Linked DNA regions of Homo sapiens: region 1 is linked to region 2. The links are chromatin loops, found by intact Hi-C in ENCODE. Cell type or tissue: psoas muscle. All regions are shown on one strand. Links, peaks and the distances in the headings refer to the core of each region. The heading gives the core; the rest is flanking DNA. Region 1 overlaps NFIA (nuclear factor I A). Region 2 overlaps NFIA (nuclear factor I A).

Region 1 (12,309 bases), core at 2,336-10,335, 96 kb before region 2:
CTTTGGGGCTGATCTTATGTTCTACTGCTGATTCAGAACACGTTAAAAACAGCCTGAAATGGGCAATTCATCTGCATCCAATTCAAGGTATACTTATTGTTTTGGAGAAAAGTCCATCTTAAAAAAAAAAAAAAGGTGGAAAGAGAGGGCAGAGAGAAGCCAATTTCTCTAGGTCAGTATCAACATGGGAACAGCCATCCTATTTAGAGCTGACAAACCCAGTAGCCATCTGAGAGAGTTCTTTAGCTAAATAGGTGTGAAGCAGGGGCTGTATCTTGAGGGTACTTGTAGTTAGGGTCCCCAAACATATGGCACAAGCTATCTTTGAACAAAATAACAGACGGCAGTGTTTGCTCTGTGCTTTTAAGGCAGGTGTTTTATATAATTTTTACGTTATTTATTTGATATGATTTCTCACCAATGTACTTCATCACATCTAAACCCCAAATCATGACCCTTACCTACAAAAATACTACACAGAGAAAGAGAAAATGCCGAAGTTGTAGGGCTAACAAACACCTTCCAAGCCACACTTTGGCCTAATAGTATTACTTGGATATGTTTTTAACAGGTACTAAACAGGATTTTTTTTTTTTCAAGAAAGGACTTCTTTCTTGTTTGTGATCATTTTGTTATTTTTGCAACTTCTTTCTTTTCCTTATTGTCTAAAATGGCTCAGTGTATTCATCAGTGGTATTAACGTGTGAAGGACATAACCAAGGACTTAGTCCATAGGCAGATATGGTCCATTTCTCTAATCATTTCCTGCCCAAAGAGCTATGGCAATCACTCTTTTGCTTGTCACCAGTGAGAATATCTTAAGAAAATTAAATTTTCTAAGAAGAAAACAGAACAACCTCTTTGAAGCCATAGCCAATGACTCTTTCATACTTTTATTCCAGAGGCTGAGGTGTTTCATAATTGTTGAATGAATTAATTAATACATATCTAGAACCCTTCTTCTCAAGTCCAGTCTAATATAAGCTCCTGAAGGGTGGGGACTTTTTGTCTCTTGTTCACTGCTCTATTCCTAGCACCTTGATCACTGCATGGCACATAGGAGATGTGCCTCACCTCTCCACCACCATGTTGAATGAATAAATGATCAAAGCATTTCTTAACCCTAAAATAGTTGGTGATATAGTTATCTCTCATTTGCATTATTGAGAACATCAAACTTACATAGCCATGTCGCAAGTCAAAGCACTCTCCCAACTCAGAAAAATATGCACTTATTATTATTTTAATTTTGTATTTCCATAGGTTATTGGGGAATAGGTGGTGTTTGGTTACATGAGTAAGTTCTTTAGTGGTGATTTGTAATTCTGTTAAACAGAAGGTAATATGAGAAGCTCATCTTTGTTGGATGACATTAGCAACAGAAGAATTAGTTTGACAATTGACTGATAAATCTCTGGCAGAGAAAATATTGTGCTTATGTATATTAAAACTGAAATTCAGAAAACAAATAGTGTTTTCATCATTGGCAGAATAGGTAAAAGCAAGTAAACAAACAAATAAAACCCATTGTGGGTGTTCTTTAATCAACAGAATCAACAGGAGATAAGCCCTTTTGTTTCTTCATTAGTTATTCCATGCAAGTTTTTTTCCTCTCCCATCATTGTTTTCAAATATGGATTTCAAGATGCACTATTTTGTGAGTTTACTACATTCTTGTTTTCATTCTTGTGCCTGCTGTAGGACCTTGATTTACCCTTACCACTTTGCTGTGCCTCAGCTTTCCCAGATATAAAATTGGCATCACAGTACTCATCTACCTAGTAAGGGAGTGGGGAATATGAGACTTAATTAGGGAACAGCTGTAAAACCTCTTGAGATAGTTCTGTGAGTCAGAATGGAAGTGCATCATTATTAATCATTATTATTATTGTTAGTATTTTCAAATGGCTCAAAGCCGTCTCTAAATTTAATAGTAAAATGAGTGCATCTAATAATTCTTTGTATGTACATGCTCTGTGGTCATGCATTTCACAAATTAAATGGCAGAATACTTGTAGGATATGATTATAATGATCCAAGTAAATGATCCTCAACCAATTCAAGATTATGTGATTAAGACCCCAAGGAGCTAAAGCAAGCAGTTTGCTTTGTTACCTTTTAGCTTCTCGAATAACCCATTTTGTGTTAATTTATGTGAAAGGGAAGAAGTTAGCTCTTTAAAAATTAACTTAGAGTTTTCTGTGTCATTAGTTTGGAATTTGGGAGTAAGTGGGTTACTCCTTAATTTCCAAATAAATCTATCTGTAACACCTTGTCCATAATCTACATTTAAATGGTTTCGAATATGATTGGCCTAGCTTCCTAGCAGTTGTTGAGTCGAGCATAATTTATGAACTTTCAGAGTCATATGCGGTATCTTCAGACATCATCGGAAAAGAAAATTATATGTTTTAGTTTTGCAGTTGTTCCCTTGTCTCCTGTACCCTTCTGTCAAGAAACTGCATTTGTCTCTGAGGTTATGTTGCAAGTCAATGGAGAATTGCCTTCCACCGTACACTGCTTGGTTTCAGCTTGAATTATCTCAGACAGACATCCTGGCTAGCTGCAATGCAAGCTCACAGGGCTCAAGCCTGAGAAGACCTAAGTTTGGCAGCGCACTAAGTTGAGGATGAGAAAAGAAAAAAGAAATTCTGTCTTTTCTGGTGCTTTTCCCTCTTGGTTTCTCCACTAAAAATCAATAGCGTGGTCGATAGTTGGTTTTGAGTTGTCCCCTACATGCTGGAGTTTTTCTGATGTAAACCTTTGGTGTCTGGGCTTCAGACATTATAATGTGTCAGGGAAAGTTTGATAGCTGTCACAGCTCTCCTGGGTTACATTTTATTCCCACGATAGCCTTTGTAATTTGAGAAGGGAAGAATAGATCAATTTTTATACCATTTAGTTGTTGGGGGAATTTCTTTTCCATAAATTGATTTTTCTTTGAAAAATTTACAATATTTATTTTCCTTCTTCACAGCAAAAGCAAATAAAATGAAATATTTTCATTAATGAATATTTTAAAATAAAAGCAATCCCAATCTTGCTGTAAGTTGTTAAGACTCAGTTATATCCTGTTCAGGATTTCTCACGTTCCTTTTGCATAACTTGGAATGACACTTTTAATTTTAAATGTATCCATTTGGGAAAACCTGGTGTCTTTTCTTAGTAGTACTCTAGAATGGCAATATCACGAAGAATAAAGTGGCACAACAACAGCTCTAATGCTTGCGTGGTTTTAATGCAGATTTTGGTTTCTTTGAAACTAAATGATTACTTTTATGGATACCAAATAATTATGGATAATGAATAATTATTATAAGTGATGTCTGTTAAAAAGTGTTTATTTTTATTTTGAGTCTTTTCTATGAAATCTCGTTATCGGGACTATCAGATAACATTAAATCATTAATTTTCTCTTCTGAAAATATTTTTAGTTGCTTATCTATCTTTCATTCTAATATGTATTCTTCTTCAACATAATAACTCTTATTAGAATTATCCTTGAAAAACTTTGGGGTAACTTCTAGCATGTTCTATGAATATAAGGTGATAAAATTGTGTTTGTAAGGTGGCTTAAAGTTTCAAAAGATAGCTTTCTGAGTGAAATAATGTTTGTATAAAATTGTGTTGAAACAGCATCTTATAGAGGAGCAAATGCTATGTCTTTAAACACTTAATATATTATTCGAAATAATTGTCAAATATTTGAACAATAATATTTAAGAAGGAACACTAGAATTGGGTGTCTTTTCATCAGATAGTGTTAGATATCAACTATGCTGTATTAATTGAAAGGATTTGGTATAATCTCATAAAGAAACAGGCAAATTCTGGGGTTTCCTCTCTAGTGAAAATATATCATTCATGTCTTTCATTACTGTGCTATAATTATGGTAAGTGAAGCAGAACGAGATCGATAGAGCAATTTATCAATGCATTCCAAACTATTCTAGCATGGTTTACGTCATATCTCTGCAGATACTGTCATTCAATAAAGAGACATCTAATAGTATAAAGACTTCAGATGGATCCATTTCAGCATAATGTCTTTCTACGTGATGTTCTAATTTCGATCATGGTTTAACTAATTGTTTCACTCTGTATAGTATTAAGTGAAGTAAAATGTTTTCTTTGTTGAATTTCAATAGAAATTTTAAAATTCAGCTTTCAAGTGTAAAAAGCACTGCAGTAGTGGAAACATTGTTATTAATGGATGGCTTTAGCCTTCTTTTTCAGTGCCATTGTAAGTTATATCACCATTGAAACTAGAATACAAGTCAGGTATCCATCATGCCCCCAAAAGCATTAAAATTCAAATAACAAAAATAACAGTCATTATTTAATGACTGTAAATTTTTGTCTTTTAACATCACAAGATTCAAAATTCTTTAGGCTTTATCACCGTATTTATGATTTAACTATAAGAGTAGGTTCACAGGCTAGCTCATTTAGACTTTTTTTTCCACAAACCGTACACAATGGGGTCTTTTTTTTAATCGTAAATATTCCCCCCATACTGACATGATATTAAATATTGATAATATTGAAGAGAAGATACTGAAGTATACATGAAAGTGTTATTTATTTCAGTATGGACAAAAAATATTTTCAAATTACTAGATTGTAATTTTCTTTTTTCATATGTTATAAAATTATCACCCACTGTCATTTTGGTTAATTCAGTTTTCTACAAAACTATATAGGTCTGGTAATGATGCCAGAGTCACACCAGTGCAAAATTGTCATTTGTATTTCAGGTTTGTAGACATCGAGAAATATTTTCAAGGACAGAACTTATTTTTTATTGAGTTAGAAATGTTGAAACGTAAGGGAAAAGAGTGAAGTTGAATATGACCACTTTGTCAGAAAACTGTATACGTAACTCTTGATTTTGGAAAAATCAGCACCTGCAAATTTTGTCTTTTGGGGTTTGTTTTTTTTTTTTTAGTCCAGTTCATAAGATTACATGTTTTTGGTTTATAATTTCTTTACCTAAGGAGAGTTTTGTGCTGCATGACTCCTTAAGAGAGTTTCCATGAGCTCATAAAACATGAAGTGGGACAGTCTGAAATATTGTGATCGTTTTCTAGAATTATACCTGATGGAATGTGATGACAGCACCTCTCCCTTCTATTTTATATGTTGAATTTGAAAGTGCTTGGGAATGTGTTGATGTCAATCGTGGCTGTGTTTTTGGCCATCTTTCTTTCCTTATACCTTCCACTTTCCTACTAACTGGTGCCCCTCTGACATTGTTTCTTAAGAGCTTGTCTGTTAAAGGGTTAAAGAATTAGATTTTTAAGCTGCTTTCGTGCAATGTATTTAAGTTAAGGAAATTGGGATATCATTACCTCAGTGAGGATGTTGTAAATTGTTTTGTTGGCAAGATTTATTGGGGGTTATTTTACCTGATATCACATTGTATTGTTTAATGTGGACTATTTTTAACTAGCGTTCTATTTAAACAGTGTCAGTGAATTCTGAGAGCTTGCCAAACAAATTCTCAAAATGGTTGCCAAGCTGTAAGATGGCTGCCAAGGTCTGAGCACATTGAACAGGTTCAAAATGGTGACCAACTTCTCAGAATCTGTTGGTCAGATTCCCCCACTGCCAACCCCCTCCCCCCACACAACTACCACCCAAAAAGGAAGGAAAAAAACCACAAACCCGAAGATGCAAGACTTGGCACCATCTCCTTGGCACGAGTGGCTGTAGTGTCATCCAGAGATTCAAGTAGTCACCACGTACTACTTGTTTCACATGCTTGGCAGAAGACTATTCAGGGGAATACATGAGGTGAAAAACCACTGTAAAATAACATGGTCATTTTCTTTACCTTATCTAATATGCACAAAATAATTCTTTAGAAAGGGGAAAAGCCTAGACAAGGCAATACTTTCAAAGAGCTTTCTAAATGAGATCGAAGAGCGTTAACTAAGACTTCGGGCTGTGCCTTTTTGTACTGCTTGCCTGAAGTGGCACAAACTTTATATACAACAGGTTTAAGATTTATTTTAGTTTTGCATTTGTTTACTTAAGTTTATAGCAATTGCTTTCTGGCAGTTGTGGTACTTAGCAGATTGAAATAAAATCATAAGGGTGAATTAAAACATACTGCTGTTAGTGCTGATTAGAATTTTAGCTTAGTGTAAATACCGGATGCAGGGTCCAACTTTTCAGACACTTGGCATGAGCTCAATAGGGATCTCCAGGCTACACAGGAGACAGTGTGTGTGCTTGGATGCTTTTAAAATTCTTGGATAGGTGGAGCATACTACTTCTGCTGGCATGTTGGTTCATTGTGCTGGCTGCATAATGTGCTTGGATTCCAAGGTAGATAGAAGAAGCTGAGGAAATGGTAATAAGGGAAGATAGTTTGAACTTAAAAAACAAAGCCTGGAAAAAAGAATTTTATTTGAACCCTCTGCAGTTTGTACTCTGTGATATGGTTAATTATATAAATAACCAGTACTAAACTAAGTTGAAAATGGCAGGATTTGTGGTAGTTTGAAGAATGACCTAGAAGTGAATTTGTTTCCACAAGTTGTTGAAATTTTTCTGTGTGATCCTTTAAAAAATAGACAGATAAATTAACTTCTCCAGGCAGTTAGTTTAGTCAGTGAATTCCTTAAATAGATCTTCTGTTTAATATCAGCAATGGACTAGGTTTTATATTCTGATTGAGACCTGCATTCCTAAAGATAGTTTTTAGGTGATAAAACATTTTATTTAATGCTTAAGTAGCTGTTAAAAAAGGCTGGTTGTCATGAAGGTACTGGCGTTTTGTTTTTATCTCAATTGGTAGTGGAATCAGCTAGGGATAATACTATAGAGCGATATAGTTTATATAGCTTGAGTTTTGAAAAATCTATAGCTTTAGGATTTGTTCAGTCATGGAGCCCTTAGGTGGTGTGTACATTTTGTATATTCTCTATCACAAGGGGTAGTCAAGAAATGTGACTTTTCGGTCCTTTTTTTAATGATTTTCTCCTGCCATTTAGGCAACAATGTTAGTAGCCATCAAAGCTTCTCGTATGTTTATTTCTAGTCTTTTCTCACCTAGTAAGCAATTGTCAACCAAGGCCCAATCATTCAATAGGTAAAACCAAATGTTATTGACAGAGCTGAAATCTGAACTCTGTATCCTTCAGCGTAGAAGATCAATGTTCATTAAGATGCTTCAGTTCTGGAAATTTCAACATAAAGCTATGGAGGCATTTAGAGGTTAGCAGGGCAAATGTGTGATATGCAAGGTGTGTAGCAGATCCCTTCTTACATATTTCCAGAGTATATTTGTAATGTTACATGTTACAAATGTAAAATAGTTTAATTAAAAGTCTTTCTTGCCAATTCTTACATATTGTACTGTAAGTTAGTGACAAGGAACTCAAATAAAACCTTTCTTTTTAAATTAGAAAACCAAGAGTCCACACCTCATTACAGTAAATCATAGTGCATTTTAAATCTTCAGATTAAGAATGTGTAATACTGATTATTACTTGTCAATTTTGTTGTTTTTTTTCTATTACATATTCATTGATGATTTATTCAGATGACTAACGTTGTTGTAGCTGAGGCAAAAATTAAATCATTTTAAAATATGTCATTTTTACTTATTCGTAACAAGTTATGAGTATGTAAGCAAGTAGAATTTTTTCAAATTGCCTGAAGCATGACAAAATTCTAGATTTATAGTATAAAATGCCAATCAGGCAGTGTTTACGTAGGTAGAATAAGGCATATTTTTGCAAATTCCCACATCACCATTCTTGCTTATATGAAAAAGCATAGTACTTTTTAGTATTTTGAGAGAAACTTTATTCATTTTGCTGTTGTAGACACAGTCCGTGTTTTAAATTAGTGAACTGCAGAAATCTTTTCTTTAGGAAATTTTTTCTATTAGTCCTTCCAAAGTGAGTATTTTACTTTAAAAGAGTTGTTTGTGTTTTAAATTTATGTGGTGGTATATTTAGCATTTTACCCTTTTCTACGTAGCATACACGTGTAATTAGTACATGGGGTGTATGTGTATGCTGGTGTCTACCCAAGTATGTATTGAAATATAAAATTTACTTTCTATATAGTAGCTTTCTGCATAGGGCAACCCAAACAGCTGTTATTCCTTTTTATAGCTTCTTTAATCTATGTGCCAACAAGTCAGTTTACAAAATCTGTTTTGTTGATGACTGCTGCGATAATAATTGTGGTGTTTTGTGGCTTGGCAAAAGGCTGGGGTCTCCTCTGAGGACTCTTGCCAAAGGCTTTGAAGGGGTTGAGGTGGATTCACTGCCAAAATGAGTCACCACTCTCTATTTTATTTAGTGTCCTTCTGCCAAGGCCTTAGACACTGTCTGTTTTCATTCTTTTGTAGGCTTTCCTCCCCACATTGTGGTTTTCTTCACAGCCAGAGGCCTGGGTCTGCCAGGATAGGTGAGAGAGGCTGTGTGTAGGGAAACTGAAGGGCTAGGGGTTTAGCTGTTGTATACCTTGAATGTATATGTGAGTTAAATTATATGGTTATAAGTTACAAATGATGGACTTAAATAATCTAGTACCTTGTGGTCACCTGGGTTTGGGTCAGACATTCTCAGAAGAGTATTATTTACTTTTAAGTAGGATTCAAATAATGTGACAGTGTTTTCATAATTGGTATTGATTATTTAAAAACCCTAGATTATTTGTGAGTTCTGGCTAGAGGCCTAAATCTTGAATTTTTCCTCAAACAAAAGAGTATCATCCTCCTCCTTTTAAATGGCATAATAATTTACTTCACATAAATGCGTTTTCTACGTACACACCTAATAGACTTCAGGGAATTATGCTAAAATTTTATTTCTACCTGTCTAGATTTAAATTGTCAACCATTAAGTAGACTGAGCAATATGAATTGCTGGTCTGTTCCCTGAGATATATTTGAGATTTAAACATTTTTTTCTTCATTAAATACTTTCAGTAGATTGAAATAAATGGAACTAAATGTCCTCTTGCTAGGTTTGTCCAACTCAAACATGTATTATGTATAGAAAAATGGCTGGGATGAATTTGAGTCTTCAAAATATAAGCAGAAATGGCATTTCATGCATTAGTATGAGGAGGACATACTTGGGTTTTTGCTAACTTTCAACCTATAAAATTTAGATGGGTTTTTCTTAACTAAAAGCTATGACACCATCCTGAAATCTTGTAGATTATGTATGCAGAATTAAATTGAGGGGCATGGTTTTTGTTTTGTAAGTATTCATTCATTGTGTTAACTCTTTAAACATCGTATACACAGGAAAACTTCATTATAACATCCCCTGAAAACATTTCCATAAATATAAAGTAAATTTTCAAAGTTCAAAGTCCTAACTATAGGCAACAAAATGTTTTCCATATATTATGGTCGAAGCTTTTGTTCTTCAGGGGAAAAAATGTTATAAAAATGATTTTAACACTTTGTTCACAAAATAAATTCTATTAATAATTGATTATTATTTTTCATAAATCTTTCAGTTAGAAAACATAATTACGTAGGTAAAGAGTGAGATAATATTAGGATAAATACTGATCTCATTATATTCTACAAAGGTCAGTGGTTAGTATCCACTAAGTTAATATATGAAAGTCCTTTGTAAACTGTTAAATATATAGATATCAAGACATTTAGGTTTTTATTTTTGTTTTTTTTAAAACTTTGGATTATCACATTCTCCTCTCTGTGTATCTACTTCATGGTTTTCATTTAAAATAGCAAAAATAAGAAAATAGAAACAGTTACTAAAAACTTGTAGTCATTCTGTGATATAAATTCATTTGGAATTTAAATACTTAGAGCTCACGGCAAGAGTCCAAGACAGAAATTCTTTTGGATGATCTATAAACCACTCAATCCCTGGTTAATGCTCAAACCATGTGAAAAGTTCCAGGTGAAATTCACTATGAGCCTTGTCTGAACCCCATAAACTGAGGGAAGTCCTATAAACCCTATATGAACCCCAAAGAATCAAAATAACTAAATCCGGCACATAATTAAAAACCACTATTTTCTAGTGGCTGCTTTATGTGTCCACAGTTTGAAGACAAGCTTTGCATATGGAAGTGAACTATTTTATTTCGAAGATATGAATCATAAGCTACTTAGTATTTAAATATAGTTATCCTGTTGTGAAGATCTAATAATAATGCTGTTTAAAAAGAGGAACTGGAACTCCTTTACAAGTATTACCATTTCCAGGATCTCTCGGAAAGTTGCCAAGACATAAATATAGTTGTAGTAATGATTGTTGTTTTAGGAGTGGAATTAACAGTAGATATGTTCATCAACGTTATTTTGAAAAAGTAACGTTATCTTGGATTTGTACTAACCTTTATGCCGTATACTTAAAATGCAACTCTTGATAATCATTTACTATGACAGTGTGGGTTGATAGAAGCTAGGTATTATGGTTCTCTTTAGGCAGAAAGAGAAACAGAACCCCTGCATGACTTCAGATGCAGTATATTAATCTTTTGGGGGCATCAGTTTCCTCTTCTGAAAAATGAAGGGATTAGACTAAAACAATGTCTCAGATTCCTTCCAACTCTTAAAAAAAAAATCTGGAAGCAACTATCTTTGCGTTATTGTCCATAATATCCCCTTCAAAGGTGGGATGACTGATTTATGGAGGACACATTGTAAATCACTAGGCTAATATCTCTTATTAATTATTGCAATCAGAAGTATAATCATTGTTAACGTGTACCGAGTACTTACTCCTAGACATCACCTGCTGGGCTCCTGATGTGAAATTGGCTCACTGGTTCGTCTGTAGTTCTTTATTAGTAGCCTTAGTATCTTAGCATATTAGTGATTTTATTAAGTTGACTAAGCATTGTATGACTTTTTACAGGCCAGTGTCTTGGATGCTCAAGAATCCTGAACTCATTCCCTTTACCTGTAAATGTTGACCGTGAACCAAAATGAGCTCTGTCAGTCTCTTAACCATTTTACTTTTTTGACCGTTTGTCTCATGATAAGTTTTGTAAGCATTAAGTAATTTTCATACATCATCTGTTTTTGCATTCATTCTTCCAGCCATCTGCCATGTACTTGGCTTTTGGGCACTGGGAAGAGCTAGATGGGGTAGAAATGCATCTTCTCTTAAAAGGAGCTTACAACTCCCAAAGTTACAACTCTATCACAAAAAGAGTGTCAAGACACAACCCAAGTTCATCACCTGAATGCCATTGATAAGGATTTCCAGATGGACAAAACATTAAGCTGACACCAAGTGAAACGTGTACTTCACAGACTTTCATGTTTCATTTCGTGATATGCAGTGGCACTCTGAAGAACTGGGCTTTCAGAATGTATGTGTTTGGTCCGGTTCTTCGTATAGGGAGCAGTATCTTTGGAACAGTCACAGCATACACCACACCACACTAGGTTCTATCTGTGGCAGGGTCAGCTCATTAAAGCTACTTTCTGGGTCCTCGTTAATGTCATGCAGGCCTTGTGACAGGTGTTACAGCTCCCCACCTGGCACGGTCCATTGGGGGTGTGCTGTAATTGCTCTTGATGCCACACTTAATGGGTGGGGGAAGAAAGTAGCATTATGTGTGAGGGGAGGTGAGAGGGATGCCCTCGGGCCGTTGCTGACATCTGGTCACCACTCCTGTTTTGCTGGCTTGTCTGTTTGGTGCCTACAAATATTGGGCCTTTGAGTTGAGTTTGCTGCCACCATTGGGTTCCTTGCAGCCATCATTATTTCACAGCTGGGCCATGGTTTTAACTTGGAAAAAGGGCATTCATCTCAGGGCCAGAAATGGTCTACTGCCAACATGATCCTGAGAACTTTCTTAGTTTAATAAATGAGAGAATAAGTATTCTCATGAGCTCCTGTATCAAGTGTTTCCTGGTTTTGAGCTTTTTTGTTTTTTGGTGAGAATGTTATCTTTCATTGTTATTTCTGAACCCTTAAAGGACTAAATTTCCTTTTCAAGAGTTTCAAGTAGTTCTTGTACATGTGTGCGGTGATAAGCAAACATTAGTCTGAGAAAGTTCTGAAAAATCTAATTGAGCCAGCATTTACCAAGCCCTTCTATGTCAGCTACTGAACTAGGTGCAGGGAAAAAAATAAAGGTCCTCAACTAGCTCACCCTCAACTAGCTGTCCCTCCAGCTAGAGAACCAAACCTCTGCATAATTAACCATAATAATGGGCAGATAGATTCAAGGGAGAATGCAGTAAAATATGTAATATCATGAGTGCAGTTTTTATCTGTGTGCACAATTACGCAAGCCTTTTAACTAAAAGGCTTCGGTGAGATGGATTTCGTAAAAATGCAC
Region 2 (12,309 bases), core at 2,743-10,742:
CTTGCAGGTCCATTTATACTCCTCCAAAACATGGCAACTTTTTGCATGTGTTTATGTGTATGACATTTAGTAAATTTATTGGTGGATATGCAGTGCCACAGGTAAATTTGCTTTCCCTCAGTATTGTATGAAATCTAGCTTTTATTAATAACAAATTTTGTTTATGGATTGTTATATATTCAGATTGGTCTATTTTCTTTTATTGCATTTTCTCAAGGTATGTTTCTTATGTCAAAGAACAATTATTTCAAAAATCCCTTCGGCCAACAATTTTTTGACCCAGATTTTAAAGCAGGGAAAGACTAAGCTGACCTTGGAGTGATCTCTCAACTAGACTCTACCTGTGTGAGAGTCATAGAATCAGAAAATTTTAGAGGTAGAGTGGGAAACTACATACCATAGATTATGTGTTCCTTGTCATTTATAAGTTCTATGTTTCTGAATGCATCATAAAATTAAATGAGTAGTTGGTGATCGACATAATACCAGGTGTCTTAAAGGGAATTAATTGCATCCAGCAAAAATGAAGCAGAAACAAAGTTCGAAGATTAATCACTTTTTGAACCATTGATTTATTATCTTTTCTCAAAAAAATCAACAGACACAAAAAAAAATTTGGGGTGTATAAATAATCTGAATTTTTATTTGTGCTCAAAAGAATTTGTTTTCCTGTTTTGTGAGTTGGGGCTTGCTTTTTCTATTTTGACTTTTTAAAAATTCACCCTGTGGTGCCTCTAGAAAAGAACACCTTTAAATCTTGTTTGAGTTAAATGAATAGATAACTAATTCCAATCAAATGTTTCTTTAGAGAATAATGTTTAAAAAACTATGATGGAATGCAGCTCTCCTAGTGATTCTTAGATATGCTGTTTTTATCCCAATTGTTAAGGTCTTAGAGGTCACCCAAGGTAACTATTTATTGTAAATTGTCTTTTGTTTCATATTTCCGGTTGAATTTTTTTTAACCATTTCAAAAATCAGCTAGTTGTTGTACCATAGCTTTGCACAACCTTGAAATTCAAACCAAAAATCTATCTGCTTAGCTAAATGACTGTGCCCTCCCACATAAACCCCAAGGAGAGCAGAGAATGAGATTAGGCACCACATGTGTTAATCATAATGAAACTAATATTTAAAGCTCTGTTGTCAAATGTCTTGTATTTATGACACTTTGTTTTCTTTTGTTTTTGTTTCCCCAGGACATTTGGGCTTCCAGGACAGTTTTGTCACATCAGGTGTTTTTAGTGTCACTGAGCTAGTAAGAGTGTCACAGAGTAAGTATAATTTTGCTTTGATTTGGTACAGATTTGCCTTGGTTTGTGCTTACTTTCTGCCTAGGACTCCTAGAGACCAAAAAAAGCTTTCAGAATCTCCTTTTCATTCACCCATTGGAAGAATTTTGACACACAGTTTGTTTGACAACCAAGAATTTAAATCAGGAAAAATTAAATATTATTTTGATGTGAGGCATAAAAGAAAGACCAAAATCCTGAGGGTCTCATATATTCTGAGGCTTCCCTGATTTCTAAGAAATTCTGCATTTTAAAAGAATTTGTTTTTGACCTTTAAAAAATGCTAATGCCCTCAGTATGAGTGACACAGTCTGGGATGATCATTACCAGTTTGTCAATAATCACTAACAGTGAATGAAGAGTACCTGTCACCATCTTGCTCCATTGATCAAAGGCCCATTCAATTGATTGTAGTTTTGTTATGACATAATCTAGCATGCACGCACACACACACACACACACATACACACACACACACACACACACATACACAGTTGCCTTCCCTTAGGAATCTGTTTTTTCTTATTTAAAAGCACAAATACAATGATTATGATGTTCCAGGTCCCAGTAAGAAGAAGGAAAAATAAATACCAAATATTAAAATTTTATTTTGTTTTACTCCTCCAACTACTTCAAAATACCACTTGTAGGTAAAATTTACATGGTTAAAATTGGTTTTGAGCAGCATCAGCCCTTTGTGGAATGAGCTGGAGTAAAAAGAAACATTTTCATTTCAGGTTCATACCCCCCATTCACTGTGTTACAGGCTTGCAAGATTGACTGAGTAAGCCAGTCCATCTCAGGGCATGACGTCAGGTCAAACAAGTCAAGCCATCCTGGTCCCAAAATCCTGGATTTTGTCTGTTCTTATTTTAGCCACTCATAGGCTAGGAGAGTCTTGAGAGCACAGAATGTGATACACAGTGTGGGAACAGGGGAGAATCTAATGACTACTGTTCATTTACTGTCTGCCAGGCACTGTCGTAGGCCTTAGTGTAAGGTACATAAGTTAATCCTTGCAATAAGCTTTTCAGACAAGAAATTACCCCATTTTTAAAGATGAGTTAAATTGAGGGTCTATATAAGTTATTTATCCAAAGTCAAACAGTGAGGCCAGGCACGGTGGCTCACGCTTGTAATCCCAGCACTTTGAGAGGCCGAGGCAGGTGGATCACTTGAGGTCAGGAGTTTGAGACCAGCCTGGCCAACATGGTGAAACCCCGTCTCGACTAAAAATACAAAAAGATTAGCTGGGCATGGTGGTGCACGCCTATGGCCCCAGCTACTCAGGAGGCTGAGGCAGGACAATTGCTCGAACCCGGAGGGTGGAGGTTGCAGTGAGCTGAGATCACACTACCACACTCCAGCCTGGGCGACAGAGTGAGACTCCATCTCAAAAAACAAACCAACAAAAAATTCAAATAGCGGATAAATCGTTAAGCTAAGTCTCTATAATGCCAGTATCCGTACTCTTAGACTGGCCCAAAGGAACTTGAAGAGATCTATAGCATGAGACTAGACAGGGAAACAGTGGGAAGGTAACTGTCGGGGTTAGAATTGTGGGAGTCAAGGACTCCCAGGTTGATGCTGAGGTATTCCAGTGTAGAAGAGTTGGAACCCTAAGAAATGAGACATTAGGAGCAGCAGGTCATAACTTGGAAGAGAGAGGTTGCTGCCATGGTATTGAAGCGTACTTAAAGTACCAACCGGTTAAGTAGACACTACATTGCCTTGTTAAGCTGGAGAGGATATGCTCCCCTAGTTATAGCACAGCTGATTAGGCAGTTATTTGCCATAGACAAATAACAGTGCATCTGTATATATCTTTTTTTTTTAACTTCTTAGGACTTTTGAACACAATAAATATCTCACATTTTCTTGTAATTTTAATAATAACCGTAATATGGGGAGTATTTGTGTGTGTGTATATATGTGTGTGTGTGTGTGTGTGTATATATATATATATATATATATATATATATATATATATATATATATATATATATATGTATCAGACCATACCAGTCATAGTAGCATTATAGGAAAATACATTCATTGAGCCCTCACTGGGATCTAAAACATAGCCTTAAAGAGTGAAATGAAAATCCTTTTAAGCGTAAGATTGGAGCACTAGCCATTTTATTCTGCCCTGGATGCTGCAATTCTTACATTTAGTCCTCATTACCATCAGCCTTCCCAGGCCTGGGGGTTGTATGAGAAGGCCCACACAGTACAGAATCACCCCCAGCCTCTCCTCCTCCTTCCACTCCCTGTCTTTCCTTTTAAGGTCTTATATCCCAAAGCTTATCAGTTCCAAGTTTGAGTAGAACTCTGGTCAGTCTAAGATAGCTTGGCTGCCAAATGAATTCTAAACCTGCCTTCAAGACTGCCAGAGATTATGGCTGAACAGGGATTGAGTTTGCAGAGGGACCTGGACTTGTTTCCTGTCCCTGCTTAGGGGGTTGCTTAGCCAGTGCCTGGCATCATGAACATCCTTTGGCTCTCAAATGCTTTTTGATTCTGCACACTGCTGTGTAATCGCTCTGGGACTCACTCACACATGGCCTCGTGCTGACGGAAACTGTTTGGCAAGAGTGGGTCTGGGCTGTGTCAGCTCGATCATGGCTTCAGGCCAAACTAGTCGACTGTAGTCAGGAGACCCCTTTTTCTTAGAGATAATCTAGGTTTGTCGGGGTATATTTCACAAGATTACCTTGGCTGCCTGGGTAAGGATCCCCAGCTCAGGTTTCGTCACCTACGCACCCTCCTGAAAGGCTTAACACTCAAGCCGCATGCTGGAGTTGAAATCCCTCAGCATTGCCTTGCAAGGCTGCCCTCTTCCTTGTTCCCCCATGTGGGAAAAGAGAAGCAACCGTTTCAGAACTATGGTGGATGCTTTTTGCAGATGAGTGGACCTGGGGTGCATTCTGTATCCTCGAATAGAAATAAGCTAACTGGCCAGGCGCGGTGGCTCATGCCTGTAATCCCAGCACTTTGGGAGGCCAAGGCGGGTGGATCACCTGAGGTTGGGAGTTCGAGACCAGCCTGGCCAACATGGAGAAACCCCATCTCTACTAAAAATACAAAATTAGCCAGGTGTGGTGTCGGGCGCCTGTAATCCCACCTACTCGGGAGGCTGAGGCAGGAGAATCGCTTGAACCCGGGAGACGGAGGTTGCAGTGAGCTGAGATCATGCCATTGCACTCCAGGCTGGGTGACAAGGGCGAGACTCCATCTCAAAAAAAAAAAGAAATAAGCTAACTGGCACAAAAGGTGATTAAACACATGATGTTAGCCCTGTTAGGAGTGTGATGTCATATAATATGAAAAATTAGAGTAGCTAGCATTTATCAAGCATATACCATGTACCAGGCATTGTGCTGGGTACTTTGTAAGCATTATCTCATTCAATCCTCCCATGGTTGGTGTTACTGTCCCTTTTTATAGATGGAGTCTGTGATGCTCCAAGAGGTTAAGCAACTTGCTCTTTTTCCTTTATTCTACTCAGCTAGCTGACTGCCTACCTTTTCATCAAAACCTCTCCTATAATTGCATTATAGAACTAAATAGAATCCAAGGATTCTGTGCTTTTATTGAATAATCAGTTCTTGTTGATTTGATACACTTTTAGCTTATTAATTTGTGCATTAAAAAAAGGTTAAAACTATTTTCATGTAAACCAAAGCAAGTAAGATACTTAATTAATTTTTTTTCCTGGATTTGTTTTTAGGTGTGAGTTTGTTTTTAATTAACAGACTTTATTCTTTTTTAGGGCAGTTTTTTAGGTTTACAGTTTTAGGTTAACAGAAAGTACAGAAGTCCCGTATACCCCTCCTCCAAAACAGTTTCCCCTATTGTTAACATCGTTTGTTAGTGTGGTACATTTGTTAAAATTCATGAGCCAGTATTGACGCATAATTAATAATTAAAGTCCACAGTTTACCTTAGGGTTCACTCTTGTACATTCTGTGGGTTTTGACAAATGCATAGTGATGGGTAGCTACTATTATGGTATCATATGGAATAGTTTTACTGCCCTAAATATCTCCTGTTCTCCACCTATTCATTACCTCCCACTCCCCACCACTGATCTTTTTACTCTCTCCATAGTTATGCCTTTCACTTAGATGTTTTTGATGGTCTCAGTGTCCTACAATCTCTGACTGTTTTGCAGATTTCTTCTTAACCTTCTGTTATCTATCCCAGCCCCATCCAGTCCCCTGCAATTATACCTAATTATGACTACTTACATGGGCTGAAAATTTCACAGTCATCATTAATGATGGCTTAGGTTGAGATTTTTCTCCCTTTCTGGATCTTTAGTATTCGATTTTTAAATTTGCTAATACAAATATTTACTTACACTAGGTTTCCAGTTAGTTTTTGTTTTTCATTTTCTTCCTTTTAAATGTAAGAGAGGAGGGAGGTGCTATTTCAGTATTTCCTCATGTGGATTCACTGAAATAACTATGTCCTAAGTGTGTTGTTTTTAATAGCGTTACTACCAAGGTGGCAATGGCAGAGAAACTCAGGAGAAAGCTGCTGGCTTAGCCTCACAAATTCAGAGGTGAGGGATGAGGCAACAAGGATGCTTGCCATTGAATTATACTGATCAGATACATGAACCTGTTGGAATCAGGGACTCCTGCTGGCCAACTGAAGCTGCAATCTTCCGTGAACTCCCCTTTCCTCCTTGCCTCCTGCCTACCACCTTTTAATTTTTTTTTTCATTATCATCTAAAGTCCACGAAAGGCAAGAATGGAAAGTTCTGCTTCCATGGCAAAGAAAATACTGTAGCATAAAAATCTATATTTGTTCTCTTGCTAGTTTTTCCCCCATGTGGTAGGACCATCTGAAAGTAGCTCAATTATTTATTGCCTTGTTCCAGGGGAGGAGGAAAATACAGACCACTAGATGCTGTGCCAGAGAGAGAGAGAGAAGTATTCTCTGCTTTGGGGAAGGGGGTTTTACAAGTGTTAACAATGTGGTTCAGAATCACTAAAGTTGTTTTAGCATAATACTATGAGGAAAGAGACAAGAACCATCTGTTGAAATGGCTCTTACATGATGCTGCATTTTCAAACAAAGCCTTCTCAAGGCATTTTTAGATTGGTCTCTTTCCCTTGAAGTTGCTACAAAGAGAGCCCACTCTACTAGCTGCTAAGTGATGCTGCTTAGATAGCTCTCTCTGTCAGCACCCACTCTTTTGTTTATTTTGCGCTAGTGTTTTCCTCAAAGTATGAGTGCTAAGGCTGTCAAATATCACTCCTGGTAGGAACCCAGAAAGTTCTCCTGAAAAATCCACTACTTCTGCCCATTTCCTTCCAAATTGCTGACTCTATTTTACTTGAAGTTGGTGGAGTGACTTCGAAACCCTAACTACTTCACTGGGAAAGAGGAAAACCGCAAATACACACAGGCCATTGTGACTCTGGCCTGGTGGGCTCTAATTTTCTAGCGGCGGTTTGTACACCCAAGCCGGCTGCAAGGGTTAAGTAAACTTCGTGGCTAAGGATGACTTCATGGCCCTGGAATTTTGAAAAGCCAGGATTCTCAGTACACTGTGGCCAGCCTTAGAGTCTTTGGGTGTGAAAACCACTCTCAGTTACCCGGACTGATTTTTGGTTCCTGTTGCAGTGCTGCAGAATCTATTAAAATCCGGCAGCTGAATTGTCCTGGCTCTGCCACAAAGCTCAGCTGCCGGGTCCACTACAGGATTCCTGAGTTGTTTGTCAATGGAGAGTGGGAGTGAATGGAACCAGGCATATGCCTCAGCCTGGCATGAGGTGGCACCCTAGTGGCTGTTTTCTGCCTTAGAAATGTGCGCTCTTTCTATATTTTCACACAGGAATTGTCATTAACATCCAAATTGCAGTTCATTTCTAAAGTTCTTTTTGAAGTCTCTGGGTCCTTGTTACGTTTTCAAGTACCCATATTCAGATGCTTAGATTTTCAGGCTAGTAATTTAGTAAGAACTATTGGCAATATTCTAACCTGACATGGTGGAACTTCTAAGACAGAATGAACTCGGCTACAAGGCACAACAAGAAAACGAAACTCTTGGGTAGGAACAAGCCCAAACTTGAAAATACAAAATGTTCTTGCACAGAAGGACTAATGAGGAAATGGGTGTAGGATAAGAAATTCCAGACATCCAGTCATTTGGGGTGCCATTTAAACATTCGCAGTACTTTAGATCTTAATTAAAGTGGGATAGATTTAAAACTTTCTTTCTAAACTAGTGGCCTGTTGGTTTTCCTGTGTTAAGTAACACGATAGCTGTGATCATTGCATGGAAATTAATTTTTAAAATAGCTTATATTCTTAAGCAAGATCTTCTTTCAAAAGAAACCATTTGGGCTCGAGCATTAAAGGAAGAAACAAAAAGAATATAATAAAAAATAGATTGCAGCCCTAGCATGAACAGTTGCCGTGACCTTGCCTTTTGTTTGCCATTACACAATTCAATGGCAGTCTACTCAAACTATGTGCTCGATCAATATCCTATTAAAGCAGCACAAAAAGTCTCCATAAACTTAGTGGTTAGCTATGTTTATAAATGGAACTCGGCATAATTGGATGGTCAATAGCAGGCTCTACTAGTAATTTTAAAATGAACGTCACACATTTTATATCTGTAGAAGTCAATGGCACCTCTTCTAGAGTGAAGGTAGAGTGTGGAGCAGACAAAAGAGTGGGTGGCCCTTTAAAAAAATCATAATGTCTATTTCCAAATGTAGTTTTTAAAGAAAATCTAAGTTATGGAAGAGAAAATTCTGATTGGCCCCTATATATTTTTATTTTGCCTATCTGAACCACCTTCTTCTGAATATATTATGACTTTGCAAATGTTACATTTTCTAGTTTTAATCAACCCCTCATAGAGAGGTAAAATAATAAATATTGCCATACTCGTAGGAAGAAAAATAACAGTCTGGCTGGCTTAATTCAGCCAGCTTCCTCTACTATAATTCAATAAATTTTCAAAATAAATATTGAAATTGAATTAGTTCAGGAGGATGTTTTGTTGTATGATTTTTTCCTTTTAATTTTCTTGACATGTTTGGGGTGAATATTTGGGTAGTAAAGCTGGCAGCAAGTGCAATGGACTGGTAGTAATAGAAATTGTCGTCAAACTACGCTTTCTTCTGAATCCTAGCTCACAGTATGGGTGGCCAAGCTTGATTTTTTTCCTATCCTACCCTCCTCACCTAATGAAGCCATGTAAGGTGAGAGTATCCCCACCCTTAGACTGACTCTGTCCTCAGCCGACTCAGCCCTATGAATTAAAAGGTGCATATACCTTGTGTTCGATATGTGCCCTGGCTGTTGTCATGGACCACTGAGCTGTTGAAATTAGAACTATGGCAGGAATACGCTTATGACATTAGTGTATCCTTCAGTCACTGCTCTGCATGAAGGTCTAGTCCTTTCTCTTACATGCATACTCCTACAATCTTCCTGGTTAGAGCTGGCAGTGAGAGTTCTCATGGCAGAATTTGGGGCCGTTTTGATCTCTGTTCTCAGCTGAAGCTTCTGATAAATTTACCAGACTATGAATACTCTTATTATAAAGATTTGAACTGGGGAGAAACACAACATACCCCTTGATGTACATACTAATGTGTTGTCATGGTCTCTATTCGTATGTTCATCTATTTCTAGGTCATTCATCAGTTATGCTTTCTATGTGTCAAGTATAAAACCTATATTCAAGATGGCAGCATGATATTGTAAAACAGTACAGGATATAGAGTTGGGGAATTGAGCTTTGCAACTTATCAACTCTATAGCTTTGGGCAATATTTAACCCCTCTTGGCTGTGTTTTCTTCTAGGTTACAATCATTTATTCATTGAGCAAATGTTTATGAAGTCCTAACTGTGTGCTGAGTCTAAGTCCAAGTACTGGAAATAGGAATACCTCTCAGGAGTGTAATGAGGGTTAAGTGACAGATAGTCTAGTGTCTGCCACATAGTAGATGCTCAACAATGATAACCACCACGATTATTGAACAGAGCCTCAGCCCCTGATCGTTCTTCACTGTGTGCTCAGAGCCAATCTTGGAGCTGACCACTATCAGTAAATTTATTGAAAATGCATGTGTGTGTGCGTGTATAAATTAAGAAGGGCCAATTTTAGAATTCATGTTCTAACAACCAATTATTAGAAGAGCCACTCTAGTGACCCTTACGGAGTTAGTAATTCCAATAGAGTAAGAGCATGCCAATAGTAGACCTCATTCCTCTGTTTTGAGCATTGTTTTTCCTCAAATTTTCAGAAGATTCTTTTTCCTCAAATTTTCAGCCAGAGCCTGTGTTTCTGCATTATTCTAGAAATTGTTCTCCTAGGATATCTCGTGGATAGCAGAATGTTTTAAAATTCTCAATCTAACACTGACACATTAACAACTTTTTAAGTGGCAAACCACACCTGGGTCATCTGTACCGGCATTCTTTTTTTTTTTTTTTTTTTTTGAGATGGAGTCTCGCTCTGTCACCCAGGCTGGAGTGCAGTGGCGTGATCTCGGCTCACTGCAAGCTCCACCTTCCGGGTTCACACCATTCTCCTGCCTCCGCCTGCCGAGTAGCCGGGACTACAGGTGTCCACCACCGCGCCCGGCTAATTTTTTGTATTTTTAGTAGAGACGGGGTTTCACCGTGGTCTCGATCTCCTGACCTCGTGATCCGCCCGCCTCCACCTCCCGAAGTGCTGGGATTACAGGTGTGAGCCACTGCACCTGGCCCATGTACCAGCATTCTTAAAAGTAGTACTTAGTTTTACAGTATTTTAAAATTTTGCTTTCACTCATATTATGAGCAAAAATTCCCTATGAATGGCAGAAGCATGCTACAGGTCATTACTGACAATGTGGTTTGTTTGGGTTTTCTTGAGACAGAGTCTCACTCTGTTGTCCAGGCTGGAGTGTGGTGATACAATCATGGCTCCCTGTAACTCCACCTCCCAGGCCCCAGGGATCCTCCCACCTCAGCCTTCCCAGTAGCCGGGACCACAGGCACGCGTTGCCACATCCAACTAATGTTTGCATTTTTTGCAGAAGTAGGGTTTTGTCATGTTGCCCAGGCTCGTCTCGAACTCCTGGGCTCAAGAGATCTGCCTGCCTTGGCCTCCCAAAGTGCCTGGATTACAGGCGTGAGCCAGTGTGCCCAGCTAATAATGTGCTTTTTAATAAACCTTTATTTATGCACTCATAAGCCTCAACTTTTTAATGGTGGATATTCATATCCAGTAGTAACACTGAAAAACTAGAAGGGGTTTTTGTGACCTCCAAAGCTTGAGAGAAATCCTATATTACCCTGCAGTAGGGCCACAAATATTATTGAGATTTGGCTGGAGTACATTATCATAGCTAACTCTTGCCGAGTAGAAGGGCTGTTGGTAGTGACCATCTTAGCATGTCTAGAATGGGGCCGGTGGAGTCCACATTCAGCAAAACCACACATAGGTCAAATACTGGAACTGAACTAATCCAGTGTGTGGTTAATATGAGTACATGTTAATACCCAGGATTTTTCACTAGGTGGAGGAGAAAAAAAATGAAAGTTATTGGTGGAAATATTGAAAACTATTTTTTTTTTTTGTAAACAGCTGAATTAGTCAGTTGTTGGGATGGGACTCTGTTGATACGGTTTGGTTTCCTAATAGCTAATGGTCAAGTAGTCCCAGTGCACTATTGGTTGTGGGGCTTATGTTTAGCTTAGCCCTTCCCTGGTTTATAGATCACTGTGGCAAAAAGACCTCTTAGGCCATCAAATCCCATCCCTGTCAGAGAAGACTTAATCCCATGACTGAGGCTGTATCAGATACTAAGCAGGTACCACATTTGACCTCAACCAAAAGCTAAGACATGATGATACTCTAAAATGCAGAAAATCAATTTCAGCCCCCAAAGCAGAAGGCACTAATGCAGATCAGTCAGCATTGCTAACCCCTCTGTGGACTGCTCTGTTAGACCAAGTGGCAGGGCCCTTCATCCAATGGAACTCTTGCTGACGCTTATAAAGTTTAAGACCTGCAAAAGCAGAGAGGCGAGAAGGAGAATGATGAGATAGAAGTTTTGCCACATAAGTGTAGGCGATAATTATTCTTCTATTTAAACGTGTTGAATATATCTCCTTCATAACTGATGACAAAGGAAAGACAGCAACACTAGAAATGTGAATTTCACTCCTGTTTCTTTGAACAGATATCTAGGAAATATCTACATTCAAGCCCTTCTTCTGTCACTTACTTAGTTGCATGATCTTGACCATGTTACTTAACTCTCAGCGTAGTTTCTCATTTCTAAATGAGAATAATATAAATACATATTCCATAGGGATAATGCAAAGATTAAATGAGATAATTCAGGTAAAATACCTAGCACATTGCCTGGCATGTAATAAATGCTCAATAAATATTAGCTCTTAGCTATTTTTCATTAACAAGCTCGTGTAATTTTAGTTCAACTCAGTAAACATTTGGTGCATATGTAATATATGAAGCACCCTGCACTGTGTACTGAGGAGAATACAAAAATAAGTAGGAGACAGCCTTTTCCTCTACAGGGTATATATTTAAGTTTCTTGAGATCTAAGACTGAGCTTATTTTATGGCAATAAAAAGCCTGAATACACTTAATTTACAAATTAAACTCACAGTAATTATCTGTCAAAGATAAAGTATCTTCCTGATTCGGAGTGGGGTGGGAAAATGTATCGGTTAATTTTTCCTATTTTAATGAAACAGAAACATTTTTTGAAAAATAAAAATTCCTCTCTTCACCTCCCTTTTCTCCTTCCGCCACCATGTATATATTCCTTAACATGTGTTCACAAGACAGGGATGTGTGAAAATAGGGCTCTGTCTGTGTTAGCGGATGCCTTTCATGGGGTTAAAAAATATTCTACTGGCTTTTGTCACCTAATAGTACATTTCGTAAAAAGCATTGCTTAAATCTTTTAATAGCAGGCAAGTTCATTTTCACATAGAGGGAAATCCTTGTTTTAGTTCATTG

The links. Peaks named below come from ENCODE experiments on the same cell type or tissue, not always from the same donor. Only the 100,000 strongest peaks of a DNase experiment are listed, where the experiment ranks them.
Region 1: it touches region 2 in a loop (4-fold over the local background); 12 of 110 quality-filtered maps call a loop at or near these places.

The regions. Positions count from the first base shown.
Region 1 is chr1:61,236,038-61,248,346 of GRCh38, forward strand. The region is part of intron 2 of NFIA (nuclear factor I A); the gene reads left to right. Among named protein-coding and RNA genes, the nearest start is that of NFIA-AS1, 11 kb to the right of the region's middle. RefSeq lists a silencer at 11,347-11,555. In psoas muscle, for the core only: no CTCF peak of the experiment used is centred there; a DNase peak (open chromatin) is centred at 5,664; H3K4me3 peaks cover 2,618 bases; H3K27ac peaks cover 6,751 bases.
Region 2 is chr1:61,331,313-61,343,621 of GRCh38, forward strand. It overlaps NFIA (nuclear factor I A), which reads left to right. Exons shown (of 11, transcript NM_001134673.4): 4 at 1,200-1,274. Among named protein-coding and RNA genes, the nearest start is that of NFIA-AS1, 84 kb to the left of the region's middle. In psoas muscle, for the core only: CTCF peaks have their summits at 5,962 (motif pointing left) and 7,093; DNase peaks (open chromatin) are centred at 3,879 and 7,019; H3K4me3 peaks cover 2,059 bases; H3K27ac peaks cover 5,295 bases.